2 separate regions of the Homo sapiens genome follow, and region 2 is linked to region 1. Evidence: chromatin loops called from intact Hi-C (ENCODE). Cell type or tissue: endothelial cell of umbilical vein. All regions are shown on one strand. Each heading gives the region's core, and the rest is flanking DNA. Links, peaks and the distances in the headings are about the cores only.

What was found. Hi-C counts contacts between places; a loop is a spot of excess contacts. Peaks named below come from ENCODE experiments on the same cell type or tissue, not always from the same donor. Only the 100,000 strongest peaks of a DNase experiment are listed, where the experiment ranks them.
Region 2: it touches region 1 in a loop (2.0-fold over the local background); 3 of 110 quality-filtered maps call a loop at or near these places.

Annotation. Positions count from the first base shown.
Region 1 is chr3:169,037,710-169,045,651 of GRCh38, reverse strand. All of the region lies in intron 1 of LOC107986051 (a long non-coding RNA gene), which reads left to right. Among named protein-coding and RNA genes, the nearest start is that of LINC01997, 39 kb to the right of the region's middle. In endothelial cell of umbilical vein, for the core only: a CTCF peak has its summit at 3,843 (motif pointing left); a DNase peak (open chromatin) is centred at 3,651; H3K27ac peaks cover 1,250 bases.
Region 2 is chr3:169,303,919-169,311,860 of GRCh38, reverse strand. The region is part of intron 2 of MECOM (MDS1 and EVI1 complex locus); the gene reads left to right. Among named protein-coding and RNA genes, the nearest start is that of MECOM-AS1, 140 kb to the left of the region's middle. RefSeq lists an enhancer at 1,342-2,541. In endothelial cell of umbilical vein, for the core only: no CTCF peak of the experiment used is centred there; a DNase peak (open chromatin) is centred at 2,890; H3K27ac peaks cover 1,280 bases.

The DNA of each region.
Region 1 (7,942 bases), core at 1,848-6,847:
CCTTATTTTATTTCCTTTAGGGCACTTATTAGTCTCTAATATTATCTAGTTGCTTTATTGTCTCACGTGTACATTTTTTGTCTTTCTGTACAAGAATGTGTGCTCCCTGAGGAAAATATCTTATTCATCGTGGGCCATTGCCTGGCCTGGCATAGTTACCCAATGGGTGAAGCAAAGAGCAAATCATTGAATTTATCTAAACTCTCTAGTCAGAATGAAGCTCAGGAAGGGTTCCAGAGTCTCCGTCTACTACAACCAACTCAGGGTCCATGAATTTTCCTTCACTTGCTGCCACAGTTGCTTTGATTCTTATGAGAGCCTTACATTCATTTAGTTTCTATTAGTACCTAGAAAGAGAACCGAACACATTCTAGATGCTTGGTCAATGTTAATAGAATTGGAATCTTAATATTTTATTTTCAGCAAGTTGAGCAACCTTAGGCTTGCCATATACTTTATTAACTCTACTAAAAAAGCCAAGCTTGTAAACATAAAAAGAAAATATAGTGATAACACTCCCCCCAATTTTTATGTCAGCAACACACTTTTCTATAATTGCTGAAATATGAAGGCTAAGCCAGCTGAAAGTTAAAAATAATACTTGGAGTTTTTAAAGGAACATATTTCAAAGAGTTTTTACATACCACTGCACTGTATCTGTTCACATAGAATTTAAGGAAGTGTTCTTACATTCCCTTTTCCAGACAGAATCAGTGTCAGGTGACTCATCCAAAGTAAAGGAAGCACCCTGTGTTTCTTGTCCCCCGCCTCACTCGCAACCCTTCCCTCCTCATCTCCTGCATCTTTACCTTCCTGTCTATTTACTGTTTGAATGTCTTTGCTCTTTTTGGTTCCCTTTAGATTTTCTTAAAATGGAATTGATGGTCTTGTTTTTCAACATGTTGTTTAAAAGCACACACAAACAAAAGACACAGGAGTGAAAAGAGGGTGATGTTTGGGGAATAGAAAAGAAAGGGAATAGGGAGAGATTGTGGTAAAAATCAGGAGATCCTCAGAAATTCAAGGAACCTTTTTACCAAAGAGGGCAAAGGCCAGTGCTAGATGAATAACTCCTTTTCAATGTTAGCCAGAAGGAAGATTGTGAATGACTAGTACATTTACTCATCATTATGGCAGTGCTCCCTCTATTGTATAACCAGAACCTCCATGTCCTATTTCTAAGCCATCCTGTGAAACACACAGTTGAGGTCATTTAAATGCTTTAGCTATCAAGTACAATTTCATGGGCTGCTAAAGACTGTATTTTCAGATGTGATGGATAAAACATAGTCATTTACTTCCTTTTGTGCTCTCATGTCTCCATAACATCATTTTTTATTTTTCTGTGAAGGATAAAACACACTCTTAAGGGTGATAGGGTTGTGGCCAACTAATAAGAGTAGCAAGGATGCCTGTCCTGATTCCACAAATGAAGAAGCATTAAGTACAAGACATGGGCAAACACCTAAGGAGATTCAGGCCATTGGTGGTGGGAAGGGCTCTGAGTTGGCTCACTGGACTGTATTGCCTGCACCCACTGCCAAAGCCTAACTCTTAATTCCCACAAGTAGAAGCAAGGATAAAATTACAAAACACTGAAATGTGGTTCCCCAAAGATATCTTGTAGACATTTTGTTTTTCCCCATATGGAAGGGTTAAGTGATAGGAGGAAAATGGCCTCAAATATTTGAGAAAATGCTATATAGAGACAAGTATGAATAATTAGGGAAAGAGCTTCTTCTTTTTTTTTTTTAATGAAAAGCTGTGGGGGTTCTATGTATTGGTGCATGGAATACCTTCCCAGTTCCAGCTACATCATTTGTGGGCAAAGTACAGAGCCTCAGTTTGACATCTTAAGATGGAGATGACATCTGTTTATCTTGTGCTTTTATTTTGAGATCTAATCTATTACTAGGTTTGTAAAAAATATTTAGTAGTTGATAATTTTAGAAATTATAGAAGCAATTTAAACATGGTTAAAAATAAATACTTGCTAGTAGTTTATACTAAGAAACATAGTATTCTTTTCCAAATCTGTAGTAACTGGAACTTTCTTCTGTAATTAATTTTATTATTATATCCTCAGCTATACAGAACACATATTAAGTAAAGGCCGTTCTGAAATATTCATATTAATTAAAGATTAAATATGGGCCTATGTAAGAATATGGCCATTTAGAACATTTAGAAAAAGTGAAATAGGTTGAAGGTCAGGTCACTGGCCTGTTCACGGGTAAAAGGGGTGAGGGGGACTTTTATTTTTTCCTAAAAATAAAAGCTGTTTACATTATAAATTATGAAATCCATTTCAGTTGATTTAAAAATATCCTAGTTATATTAGCTGCATGTAGACAAAATCTCAATATACCCTGGTAGCTTGTTATATATTTTTCTTTCATATTATTATGAAAACGTAGATGTCATAAATTATATTTTATTAAGCCATGTTTTCATTGCAACTCACTACATAAGGATTAAATTTTAAACACCTCACAAATTCACCAAACTAACTCTTAAGATTATCTGAGGATTTTCTTCTTCTAACATAGAAGTAGCTTTTTGTGATTTTACTAATTTAAAAAGTAACACATGTTAATTGTTAAAATAAACCAAAGCAAACAAACAAACAGTAAGAAAAATTCAGAATCTACAAGAAGTTCTAAAAAAGAACAAAAAGAAAATCCTCCATAAGATGATTACCCAGACATAATTGCTGTTTTGGCGTATATCATCCAAATATTTTTCTATGCAGTCATTCGCAATTTTTTCCTAAGTGGAATCATACTATATATAATGTTTTCAACTTTATTGAAAGTTAAAATGTTCCATGGCTTTCAATGTCAATAAATATTTACTTATAGTATTGTAATGGCTTTCCTTATACCCCATTTGTATGACTATAATTAATTTAACAAATTCTTCTTCTTTGACATAATTTAAGTTTTTACTTTCCCAATTATTTTTACTTTAAAATCTATACTCTTATTAGTCTGATTGTTACCACAGGATAAATTCTTAGCAGGGAAATTATTAGGTTAAAAATGTTAAAAATTCACATAAACAATTTTTATATGTATATTGAGTATATAATTCTAATCTTGTGAATTGCCTGTTCATAGCCTTTGCCTACTTTTCTACTCTTCATCTTTTTTTCAGACTGACTCCTCATAGTACTTCACATATTAAGGCTATTGCCGTTCATTTTGCAAATTCATGATTTTAAAATTCATTTTTAAAATTCATGATATCCAAGATTCCAAGTAAAAAATGGCCAAGTTTGTATGAGCAGTAAAGGGCAGGGGCACATAAAGAAATAGGTATGAACTTTTAAAAAAGATTCAGGGTATCCCTACATACTACTTAATATAGTAGCTGAATTACAACATAAAAAGATAGAATTTGACATTTAAAAAAAAGTCCTATAGTTAACATTGTAAAATATTGGCCATACTTTAGAAACAGATGCTGGAATCTTCTGTGGGACTTAGTAAGTGGGACACATACCTTTTGGCTTGCATAATCCACAGGGATGTGTTGGATGACCTCTCAAGATGTCCCTTTGCCCAGGGTGACTATTGTTTTCCATTTTCACGCATGAACGTGAGGTTCCTAAAAGCTCTAATTCAAGGTTCTTTTCAGTTAATCTACTGATGCTATCTATATTGTCCTTCTTAAATTGTTTTTTAAAAAAAAGATTCTAAACTGTATTGCCAAGTTTAAGAACAAATATAAGTAGGTTTTTTATTCATTTCTTCCTAATAGCAAAAAGTACACACGTAAGTGTGACTATGAGTCATCTTCCTAAGCTTTAATTTCTTACTGCTCTCTTGTGGCCATTCAAATGAACTGTCCAGATGCTTTTTTTTTTTTTTTAAACAGATCCTATAATATTAATAGAAACAAATTTTCCAAGCAGGGTCATTCAATTTTGTTCGTGCGGCAAATTTACAGTCTTTGACATTTGAACATTAAGGCCATAAAACAATTAATTTTATTATTAAACACTGGGACAGGGTTGCAGAATAAGAAAGGCCTGTAAGCTTCTTGTTTTTTAGTAAAACCAACCACATTGTTATTCATCTATGAAATCATCAAGAGGCTGAAGTTTGAAATATTTCTGGCCATTCTGAAGGTAAAATAATGCAATTCCCAGCTTGTTCCCTTACTGTGGTTTTAAGAATATCAGTAGGTACAGGGCGCAGTGGCTCATGCCTATAATCCTAGTACTGTGGAAGGCCAAGGCGGGTGGATCACCTGAGGTCAGGAGTTTGAGACCAGCCTGGCCAACATGGTGAAACCCCGTCTCTACTAAAAATACAACAATTAGCTGGGCGTGGTGGCTCATGCCTGTCATCCCAACTACCCAGGAGGCTGAGGTGGGAGAATTGCTGGAACCTGGGAGGTGGAGGCTGCATTGAGCCGAGATCTTGCCACTGCACTCCAAACTGAGCAACAGAGCGAGACTCCATCTCAAAAAAAAAAAAAAAACAAAGAAAGAAAATCAGTAGGGTCTAAGTTTAGTCATCATAACTTAAAACAGCCTCTTTTTGGGGAAGAAAATAATTCAAATAATGGCTATACATAAGAGTACAAATAAGATATAGCTAAAAATTTATTATATTGCAGTTTGGTCATGTAATACTGCCTGTAAGTAGAGAGGACCCCGGAATTGCAGTCTTAGCAATGTTAAGAAGGCAAAATGAATTAAATGCTTTATTCTTTCAGTCCTGAGTATCAGTCATACAAACTGTGTTGTTCTCTAACATCTCTAATTCATTTGACCACAATTCCTGTGACTACAGGTATTAAAAAATAGCAGCTTTTAAGCACAGTTAGTATTATATCTACCCTGCCATAATTAGCATATGTGTATTTGTATAGTCATCCCTCCTGTAAGATGAGGTCCATGTTGGGCATTGTGATATAGAACTGAACTCAAAGGGTCCAAGATTAAGTTCCTTCAAATAATGTGTACTGGAGCACCATTTATATGCCAGGTCCTGTTATACTATAGTAATCAACTTCCCCCAGAGACATAGTCTCATAGAATTTGTAGTCTGTGGTATGAGACAGACAGAATCAAAAAAGGACATGAAGGAATGTGAAACTACAACAAGGAAAAGTGCTATGAAAAAGGATATTGAGTGAGGAAAATCAGAGGAGGCCTTCCTGAGGCTGTGATGATACAGCTAGGATGTCAAAAGGAGTAGAAACCAATGAGGCAAAGAGGAGGGAAAGAGGAGAAGGATGAACATATACAAAGGCCTTGCACTGAGAGGGAGCAAGAAACTTTTAGTAAAAGGAAGCTATGGTCAATGACTCTGCAGTAAGAAAGCAAGAGGAAATGTGGGATGATTTAAAGTTGATGTATGTATGTTTTGTGAGCTCAAGCAGTTAGTTTGTCTTTATTATACTAGTATAAGAAAGTTATCAAAATGCTCTAAGTAAGTGATGATAGGCTCTCCTGTTTGTAAAGATTATTCTGATTGATATATGGGAAGCAGATAGACAGGAGTCAGAGTGATGAGAAGAGAGCCCTCTGAAAGGTATTGCAGTAGTCCAAGTGAAACATAATGGTAGCATTGACTGGGATGAGGAATATGTGAATAAAAGGATATGGAAATTCTAAACTTCAGGACTCAGTGATGGATTGGATATTAAGGGTCAGTGCGACAGAAGTAGTGGAGATAATTCCTGGATTTATAGCTTCATAACACATTGAATGCTGGTTATATGTACTAATAGAGGAATACCAGAGGTAACCAGTTTAGGGAGAAAGGGTGAGTTTAAGTTGTATATGAGACAGTCAAGTGGAGATGCCAAGAAGAAGGCACTTTGATATGTCAATCAAGAATTCAGAGGAAGATTCTGTCATAGAAAAATATTTGAGCAAATTTGGTCTTCTTTTTTTTATTTACAACTTTTTGGATAAAGGGGGTACATGTGCAGGTTTGTAATACGGGTAAACTGTGTGTCGTGGGGGTTTGGTATAGAGATTATTTTGCCCACCAGGTAATAAGTATAGTACCTGATAGGCAATTTTTTGATCCTTTTCCTCCTCCCACCCTCCACTCTCAAGTAGGCCCCGGTGTCTATTGTTTCCTTCTTTGTGTCCATATGTACTCGATGCTTAGATCCCACTTATAAGTGAGAACATGTGATGGTTAGTTTTCTATTCCTGTGTTAATTTGCTTAGGATAATGGCCTCTAGCTGCATCCATGCTGCTGCAAAGGACATGATCTCATTCTTTTTTACGGCTGTGTAGTATTCCATTGTGCAAATGTACCACATTTTCTTTTCTTTTCTTTTTCTTTTTTTTTTTTTTTTTTTGAGACAGAGTGTCACTCTGTTGCACAGGCTGGAGTGCAGTGGCGTGATCTCGGCTCACTGCAAGCTCCGCCTCCTGGGTTCACGCCATTCTCCTGCCTCAGCCTCCCGAGTAGCTGGGACTATAGGCGCCTGCCACCATGCCCGGCTAATTTTTTTGTATTTTTAGTAAAGACGGGGTTTCACTGTGTTGGCCAGGATGGTCTCGATCTCCTGACCTCGTGATCCGCCCACCTCGGCCTCCCATAGTGCGGAGATTACAGGCGTGAGCCACCACGCCCAGCTTATGTACCACATTTTCTTTATCTAGTCCATTGTTGATGGGCATTTAGGTTGATTCTATGTCTTTGCTATTGTAAATAGTGCTTCAATGAACATATGTGTGCATGTGTCTTTATGGCAGAATGATTTATATTCTTTTGGGCATATACCCAGGGATGGGATTGTTGGGTTGAATTGTAGTTCTGTTTTAAGCTCTTTGAGAAATCTCCAAATTGCTTCACAGTGGTTGAACTAGTTTACATTCCCATCAGCAGTGTATAAGTGTTCTCTTTTCTCTACAACCTCACCAGTATCTGTTATTTTTTGACTTTTAATAATAGCTATTCTGACTAGTATGAGGTAGTATCTCATTGTGGTTTTGATTTGCATTTCTCTGATGATTTGTGATGATGAGCATTTTTTCATATGCCTATTGTCCACGTGTATGTCTTCTTTTTAGAAGTGACTGTTCATGTCCTTTTGCCCACTTTTTATTAAAGTTGTTCATTTTTTGCTCATTAATTTAAGTTTCTTATAGATTCTGGATATTACACCTTTGTAGGATAGTTTGAAAATACTTTCTCTCATTTTGTACGTTGTCTGTTTATTCTGTTGATTTATTTTATTTTTATTTTTATTTTTTTTACAGTGCAGAAGATCTTTAGATTAGTTTGGTCCTATTTGTCAATTTTTGTTTTTGTTGCAATTGCTTTTGGTGACTTTATCATGAAATCTCTTCCAAGGCCCATGTCCAGAATGGTACTTCCTAGGTTTTCTTCTAGGATTTTTATAGTTTGGAGCCTAACATTTAAGTCTTTAATCCATCTTGAGTTGATTTTTGTTTATGGTGAAAAGAAGGGGTCCTGTTTCAATCTTCTGCATATGGCTAGCCAGTTATCCTAGAAATCAATGGAAGACTGGGATCAAAGAAGAAAAAAATTGTTAACATGCAAGCAGTTTAGGCAATAATAAATAACATCTACTATCTATAGCATTTAATGTTTCAGACATTTTCTCAGGGCTTTGCATATATTAACTCATTGAATCCTCCCACTGATACTATGATGTAGTATTATTATTATCCCCATTCTATGCATGAAGAAAGTGAAGTACAGAAAGGTGAAGTGTTTTTCTTGAGATTACACAACTAGTAAATAGAGGAGTTATGTTTCAAACCAAGGCAATTTGACTTCAGAGTTCCATGTTTTGTTTACCACTATGCTGTTCTGGCTCTTGAGATAAAAATAAAAAAAAATTTCACTTTATCAACATCGAGGTCAATCATGACCTTAACGAAAGTTGTTTGAGTGAAAAGACAAAGCCAACAGCCATGCTGGAGTGCACTGGAGAGCC
Region 2 (7,942 bases), core at 879-5,878, 270 kb before region 1:
GAATCACAGGCTTTTTCCTCCTCATTTCTGGCCACCTGCAGAATTCATGAAGAAGGTCATGAGCTTGTCTTTTAGTAAAGTATTTCTAAGAGGATATTGCTCTCCATCCTTGTCCAGTTCCCATTTTAAAAATTTAGAGAAAGGTAATTTTTGAAAAACAAAAGTACAAAAAAAAAAGAGTAAAATGTAAAAGAAACACTTTTTTTCTTTAAGGCTTTTGACTTGATCAAAAAGACCAGGAACCAGATGAAGCCATTTCCTGTATTATGTAAACTGTGTCTAAAGAAGAAATATGCTTGCACTGTACAGGAAAGCATGGTATTGTTTCTAGTGCCATTTGACATTTCTTGCACTATAAAGCAATTGATATGTGCACTACAAGCTAATCATTTGGGGAAGTGTTTTTGATTTTGCTTAGATAGGTATATCATTCAAATTTTAAGACAGTTATTCAAAATTAGGGTGTTTTCAGCTATTTGTTTATTTTGAGAGAAAGTCCCATTTAAAGAAAGTATTATTGTAGTTGGCTATTTTGAACTATCCATGGTCTTTGTATAAACTTACCAAGTTTTTTTTCTCTTATTGTATCACAGTGCAAGCCTTATTATTCATTTTCCTGATAAATATTTTCCTTTCCTAAGGCAAAGCTGGAAATTTACTTGTACCAACTGACATAATTGAATATAGTTATTATCCGGTGCTCAAAGCTCTCTGATGTGCTAGACATGCCCAAGAACTCAATACTGTGACCTTTTTTAAGAGTCATTGTGAAGAACAGCATTAGAGCATGATATAACTGCCACAGCCATGGTTAGCAAAAATGTAATACCTGTTTTCCCACGGCTTTCATGTTTGGATATTACTGTATCTTCTTAATCAGATGTCTCCCTTTGTAATTTAATTTATCATTTAGTTGGTAATTTTGTTGTGTCTACTGCATGCAGGACCCTGGGATAGAGGCTGCAGGTCATGTAAAGAAGCATAGGCTGTGAACCTACTCTCAAGCAGTCTAAAATCCTTTTAAGAAGACAAGCTGTGAGAAAGAACACAGCTATGTCTGTTAGGAAGAAAAAGAGAAGTACTTAAGATTTAAAAGGAGAACAGGTCATCGCATGTGTGCATGTGTGTGTGGTGTGCACATCATAACTAATTAATGCTGAGGAGACTGTAGATCAGTCAATTATTAACTGATTATGGAAAAGGCATTGAAACAAATACAGAAGAGCCAAATAATTGTTAGTGTAGGTTTCTGAACGAGAGTGACAGCAATAGATACACACGCCAAAATCAAAGCAAACAACCAAAACCTTGCTAGGCAATTCTCTAGGAAATCACTAAACAGCATCATAATGACTTTCCAGAATTAATGGGACTTTCCAAAATGCCTATGATAATTTGAAAGATTAACCTGTTTGATGACACAATTTGCTATAAAACTATTAGGTTGAGACACATGGAATAGCCACTTTGTGAGTCATAAAGGACTGAGTATCAGCGATTTCATAAGATCAATTGAATATAAGTGATCTGAAGAAGGCAGAGACTGTGTGTTTTTACTTTATACCTCAGGCCTAACACATGAATCACATATAATAGGTGCTCAGCGCATGTTTATGGACTGGATGTTGAATGTGTACGAATATGTGAAATGTGAAAAAGAATTATGGATTTTTTCTAATTGGGAAAAAATGTCTTTAATCTTATAAAGACACAATGTTATTGGAAAAAATTGCAAAATGGCTCAAGGGAATTGTGTGCTTTGGTTACTTTTAGTAGTTACAGAGAGTTAAGGAACACTGGGTATTAACAGTCTGTCAATGAACAGAAAATGGGAAAAGGGTCCAAGGCCACACTTGTCCTGCATTTAAATGGCCTCTTCCCCGGTCCTGATGTGTGCTGTGCTGGAATGTTTGGTTTTGCCCGTGGTGATCACAATAGCTGCTTCTAAGGCACTTCATAGCATCACACATCCTGACAGGGTCTGCAGACATCATCCAGCCCACACTCTCGCTTTACAGGTGAGGAAACTGAGGCTCAAGGTGGCGACATGAGTTTGCCTTAGTGCTGTCATGTGGTAGCACAACGGGAAGCAAGACTCAAGTTCCTGACTCTCCAGTTAGTGCTTTATCTCTTACACCGTGATGCTTCAACAAGAATTACCCCAAACTGTGATATGGGTGGTTATATGAGCTTAAGATAAGAGTTGAGGCAGATATGGAAATAAAGCCTATTCCAGATATGGAAATAAAGCCATTTCCAGGAAATGAGAGTATTTGTAATGAAAAGCTGTAAAAATCCTAATAATAAAGAGAAGATATGTTTCCTTTTAAGGTTACATCCCACAGCTTTCTGTTTCCCTCTATATGTAATTGTCATTGATTTCCAGATGAAGTTAGTTTTTGGAAGAAAGGACTGAAAAAGAAAATGGGTGTATGATGATATCAGAAGTTTATGCCTGGTTGTGAATATTATTCATATATCTTGAATGAGTTTATTCAATTCTCTGATAATTTTTATAAGATAAAAATATGCAAATATACATTTGCATACTCACATGGACTTCTGAGATTATTTTACCATTTTTTAAATTTAAACTTGCATATGTCATAGAAACCATTTAGGTTTTTTTGTCAAAAGAATGTACTGCTGCTTTGTTTAAAATAGTGTTACTCAGAATTCCTTTCATATCCTTTTTTCTTTTAGATCTTGCATGTTTATAGAGTCCGGTTTCAGGGGAATTCCTTTGGTAGTCTTCATTGAACGTCAGCAAAATATATTATTTTTGGCTTCTGTCCTGATTAACCCAGACGTTTTAATGTGTGTTATGATGGGTTATATGATGGATAGTCACCTGTACCCTGTGATCAGCTAAAACTTGGCCACTTGAGTTAAACCTTAGTGGTGGAATGTCATAATTTCCCATCTTTTGTTTGATTAATACTTCCTTTTGATATCTGAAAGGGAAATGTCTGGAAGTGTCCATCGATGTACAGTCACACTCAGGATGAGAAGGAAGACGTGTCTTTTATGGGGAGAGAATTCAGTTGATCATAACAAGCTCACTCAGGGCAAAGCATCAGACACTCCCTTTTTTAAAAAGGAAAGAAGAAATAAACAGTTTGCTCACCCTTAAAAGTGTTTTTTTCCTAAAATTTTGTTGAGTTAAATACCTTTATTTGGATAAAAAATAATAGCATGTGCAAGAGAATGAACAAAATTCTTAAGTGACGATTGACAAATAAATTTTGTTACAATGCATGAAGTTATATGCAGTGGCTTTAAATTTATAAATATATTGTTGTAAGATGTCACATCAAAATATGTAATTCTTATTTGCCCTTTATTTTTGAACAGTAGATAGAATATTTATTATGCCTAGAGCAGCCCTTGTGTACAAAACCATGACATTCTTTAACACATAGAATTATTTAAGAACATTACCTTCTCACTTTTTTGGAGAGAGGGAGTTCCTTATAACTCCCAATTTATATAATATGTCTCACTGTATCTGTAAATACCAATATTCAGGAAATGCTTAATTACATTCCCAATGTTTACATAGATAGTGTTAATTGATTCACTTTAGTGAATATTTATTGAGCACCTTCTCTAAGTAACTTGGTGTACCAGCAGCACAATAGTAAAATACATAGGCCCAGCACTTGCTCTCCTGGAGTTTATCATCTAGTAAAAGAGACAATTAGGGAACAAGTCAACACATTTACGTATAATTACAACTTGTAATCAGTTTGCTAAATAAGTAGTGAAGGAGAATCTACCTTGCTGTGAAATGGCAGTGAGGGAGGGGACCAGGAGAATATAGAAGAAAGGGGAAGAGTAACCTAACTAAAGTAAATAGTGTGGGTAAATACTTGAATCAGGAAATAATTTGGTTAATTCATGAGACCAAAGAAAGCGAGAGGAGTAGAACACCATGAGTAGGGAGAAGAGTGAAAGGAAATGAGAGTGGAGAAGTAGCAGGATCTGGCCCAGGTAGCCTCAGTGGCCAGGATAAGATGTTTGGGTCGTATTCAAATTGCTATGGAGCATCAGAAACTAGGAGCAGTGGTTCCCTATAGGAGTGGGAGGGAACTAGGTAGATGGGAAACAAGGATGGTAGGGAGGCTTTTCACTGTTTATCTTTTTATACTATTTGTTTATTTAGAAACATTTGAATGTGTTACCTATTAATAGCTTTAAATTTTAAAAATTTAACAGGAGGCCATTTACACTTATAAGTAAGGATGTATCTTAACATGATGCTGCATTTATTTTTATTTATTTATTCTTTTGAGATGAGGCCTTGCCCTGTTGCTCAGATGGGAGTGCAGTGGCATGATCATGGCTTGCTGCAGTGTTGACCTTCTGGGCTCAAGCAATCCTCTCAGCCTCCCAAGTAGCCGGGACCACAGGCACATGCCACCACACCCAGCTAATTTTTGGTAGAGGCAGAGTCTCACCTTATTGTTCAGGCTGGTCTCAAATTCCTGGGTTCAAGTGATCCTTCCACCTCAGTACTGGGATTACAATGATTCTGTTTTTAAATGATTATTTTGGCGTTTGTGTGGAGAAGCTATTGAAGGGGGCAATTCTAGGGAGGTGATGATGCAGCTGTAACTAGAGTGATGGTAATAGATTGCAAAGGGGATTATTAAAGGTTTATTTGGAGGGAGAAAGAAAGTCTAAGAATTATTGATGTTAGGAGTAAAGGAGTGTGAGGGAAACTAGGGTAATTGTTTGATCAATGGAACCATGCCCAATGATATGAAATATCAAGAGAGAAACCAGTTTGGAATGGATAAATCTGAAATTTTGTTTTACAAATGGTAAACTTGGCATGGCTGTTAAATCCCAAATGTTGGCATCAAGTGGACAGTTGGATATGTGAGACTGCACCTAAGGAAGTGGTCTGGGTTGGAGATAAGAGTTTGGGAGTCATCAACTTCCATATGATATTTAAAGCTGTGATAGTGGAAGGGACCCCCTGTGGGGTAAGGAGGAGAAGAAGGCAGAAGACTGAGCCCTAGGCCTTGCCCACACTTTGAGAAGGAGAAAGAAGAAACCCTTTAGGATGACAGACATATACAGCCATAGCAGCAGGAGAAAAACCAGGACAGTGAGGTGTCTCAGAGTCTGTGCATGTTTCAAGAAGGATGAAAATCCAGGGGGCTCTTGTTCTAGTCTGGATTTTTGCTCTTGTCACCCAGGCTGGAGTGCAATGGCATGATCTCTGCTCACTGCAACCTCTGTCTCTCAGGTTCAAGTGATTCTCCTGCCTCAGCCTTTGAGTAGCTGGGATTACAGGTGCCCACCACCACGTCCAGCTAATTTTTGTATTTTTTGTAGAGACAGGGTTTCCCCACATTGGCCAGGCTGGCCTCAAACTCCTGACCTCAGGTGATCCGTAAACCTTGGCCTCCCAAAGTGCTGGGATTACAGGAGTGAGCCACTGAGCCCAGCTGTGGATTCTGCCACTTCTTTCTATTTTATATGTCATCTAATTTCTTGGAAGTTTTCATTTTTCATCTGCTGAATGGGATGAATATGTCTTATCTATCACACAGGCTTGAGATGAGCAATGTTGAGAATATCAGTTGAATTAATATTTTCTTAGTATATATTAATTAATAAAAATCTATTGAACTTATTGCATAATATTCAGCTATAATTATACAAAGGAAGATAATCATGAATTTTTTATTACCTCGATAATGCTTTACTTTAAACACCTGTGCATGAGTGTCATAAAAGATATTTAAATCAGAATTATATTACAAAGTAATATTGAATTAATATGTTTACTTGAAAGGAACAGAGCGGTAACAATGTACCTAGATATACTTATAAAAGGAAAATCTTTAACCAAACTAGAGAATATTGAAATCAAAATATGTTTTTCTATATTATCTTTGTTAACAACTAATGTGTGTCTAGGTGGAGAGACATTCCCAATAACTGCCATTGTTACAGGGTTAAAAAACTGAGTTGAAGTAAGTCATTGGGAAGGGGAAAAAAAAAAACCTTTACACAACTTTGTTAAAGCTAGAACAAAGAGTCCATGGAAAGCACCAGGTGTGACATACAAAAGATAAGGAACAAACTCTTCTGTGTACATATCACTCTTAGATTATTTAATGACTTGAAAGATGACCTCCACTGAAAGGTGTGGCATGAAAGTGAGCATGAAACAGAACACTAATCATATATTTCAGCAACTCTGATTTCCAGTGGGCTGGGCCTTGGTGCTGACAGTCAACGTGTCCATTGTAAGACAGGTTTATTTCTTGCATAAGTTTACCATTATCTTGGAAGCCCTGGTTACTGGCAAGGCACTCTCTGCCTGCCGCCCTCCATGTTTGTTCTTTTTTTCTGCTACTTTGGAACTTAGATATCTGGTCTGATTTCTAAAGTGCTTTGGGCTTCCTTGTGTTGGGATTTTTTTTCCAGCCCCCACAATTAGGCAATCATTTATTAGTCCTTGTCTCGTAATTGAGATGCACATTATCATTCTCCTTGGCTTCTGTGATGACTTGTTACACCTACCTTTTCCACCTCCTTATATCATGAGATTAAAGCACTCAGTGAGCTCAAGTAACATAATAAAATCTGGAATTAATTAACTTCACTGAATATGATTATATTATGAATTAAGTAGCTCCTTCTCAGAGTGTACTGTAACTACCACAATAAATAAACCTATAAAAATGCGGTTTTCAGGGGGTTTAATTTTCAAAAGAGCCTTCACTAATTCTATTAATATTTATTGAGTCCTATCAGTACCTATTGTATCTAACCTCATTTATTCTGATTAGAAATGTCTTGCCTTTCACAGTAGTGTAAATTTACTGGTGAAAGAATAAAGAAATCTTAAGCTACCCTTTCAAAGATCTTATCGTTACAAATGTTTTTTGAGTATCAGCTATGAGCCAGGAACCCTAGCACAGTGCCTTGCACGTAGGAGGGACTCAGCACAAGCTTCAGGAGAGAAATTGAGTGGAAAGAGAGATATCTAATTATAAAAACTAACTCTAAGATGGCATTTTAAGAGACAAAACAGAGGAAGTTAAAAAGATATAGGAACAGGAAAAAAGTACACCAAAGTTATATTTATAATCAGCAAACTAATGAAAGGCTTTCTTAATTATTTTGTTCTTAATACTATGGTAACAATGTTTTCAAAGTTGTCGGAATTTTCAGGTTATTGATTGAGGTGATAGGAAATATTCTATTTAATGTTGCTTTAGCTAGACTGCCATTTTATCTTCTGTGTAGCTCAGTAATACTTATTTTTAAAATATAAGGAAAGCACTTCAACTTCTGAATGGTCCAGCAGCTTATAAATGTGGCCTAGGGTCCAAGAATGGTGTGTTTCATCACCATTCACATTAGATCCTTTAAATTAAATTTATATTTTTATACATTTTATTACTTGTCAATTGGCTCCAACCAGAGGTCAATAAGGTTGAAAGAACAGGAACTGAGGATACATAAAAAACTTTTAGGTGTATTGATTTGGCTGAATTATTCTCATGGGAACAAAATACAAAGTAAGTCAACACTAAAATTAATTTTTTATATTAATTCACCAGCTGAACAGATGATGTATAGAAGTGCGTGGAAATAGCTTCACTTTGACATTTATTTTAAAATATCAAGGCTGTCATTACATGCACAGCTGGATTAACTATTAAAAGTATTTTCTGAGCCCAAAACTATACTGATAATTTGATTCAATTGATTCATTGGAAGTGAGAAGATTGGAAAATTCCTCCAGAACCCATCTCTCATGCATGAGGGGTGATGAAATTGCTTCCCTTGAGCAAACACAAAAGCAGCTTCATTGCTTTGTAGTCACTTGGACTTAAAATTCATATTTTTTGAAAGCAACCACATTTCTTGCAGCTATTCACAGGAGTTCTCATGACCCTCTCTGATAACCAGC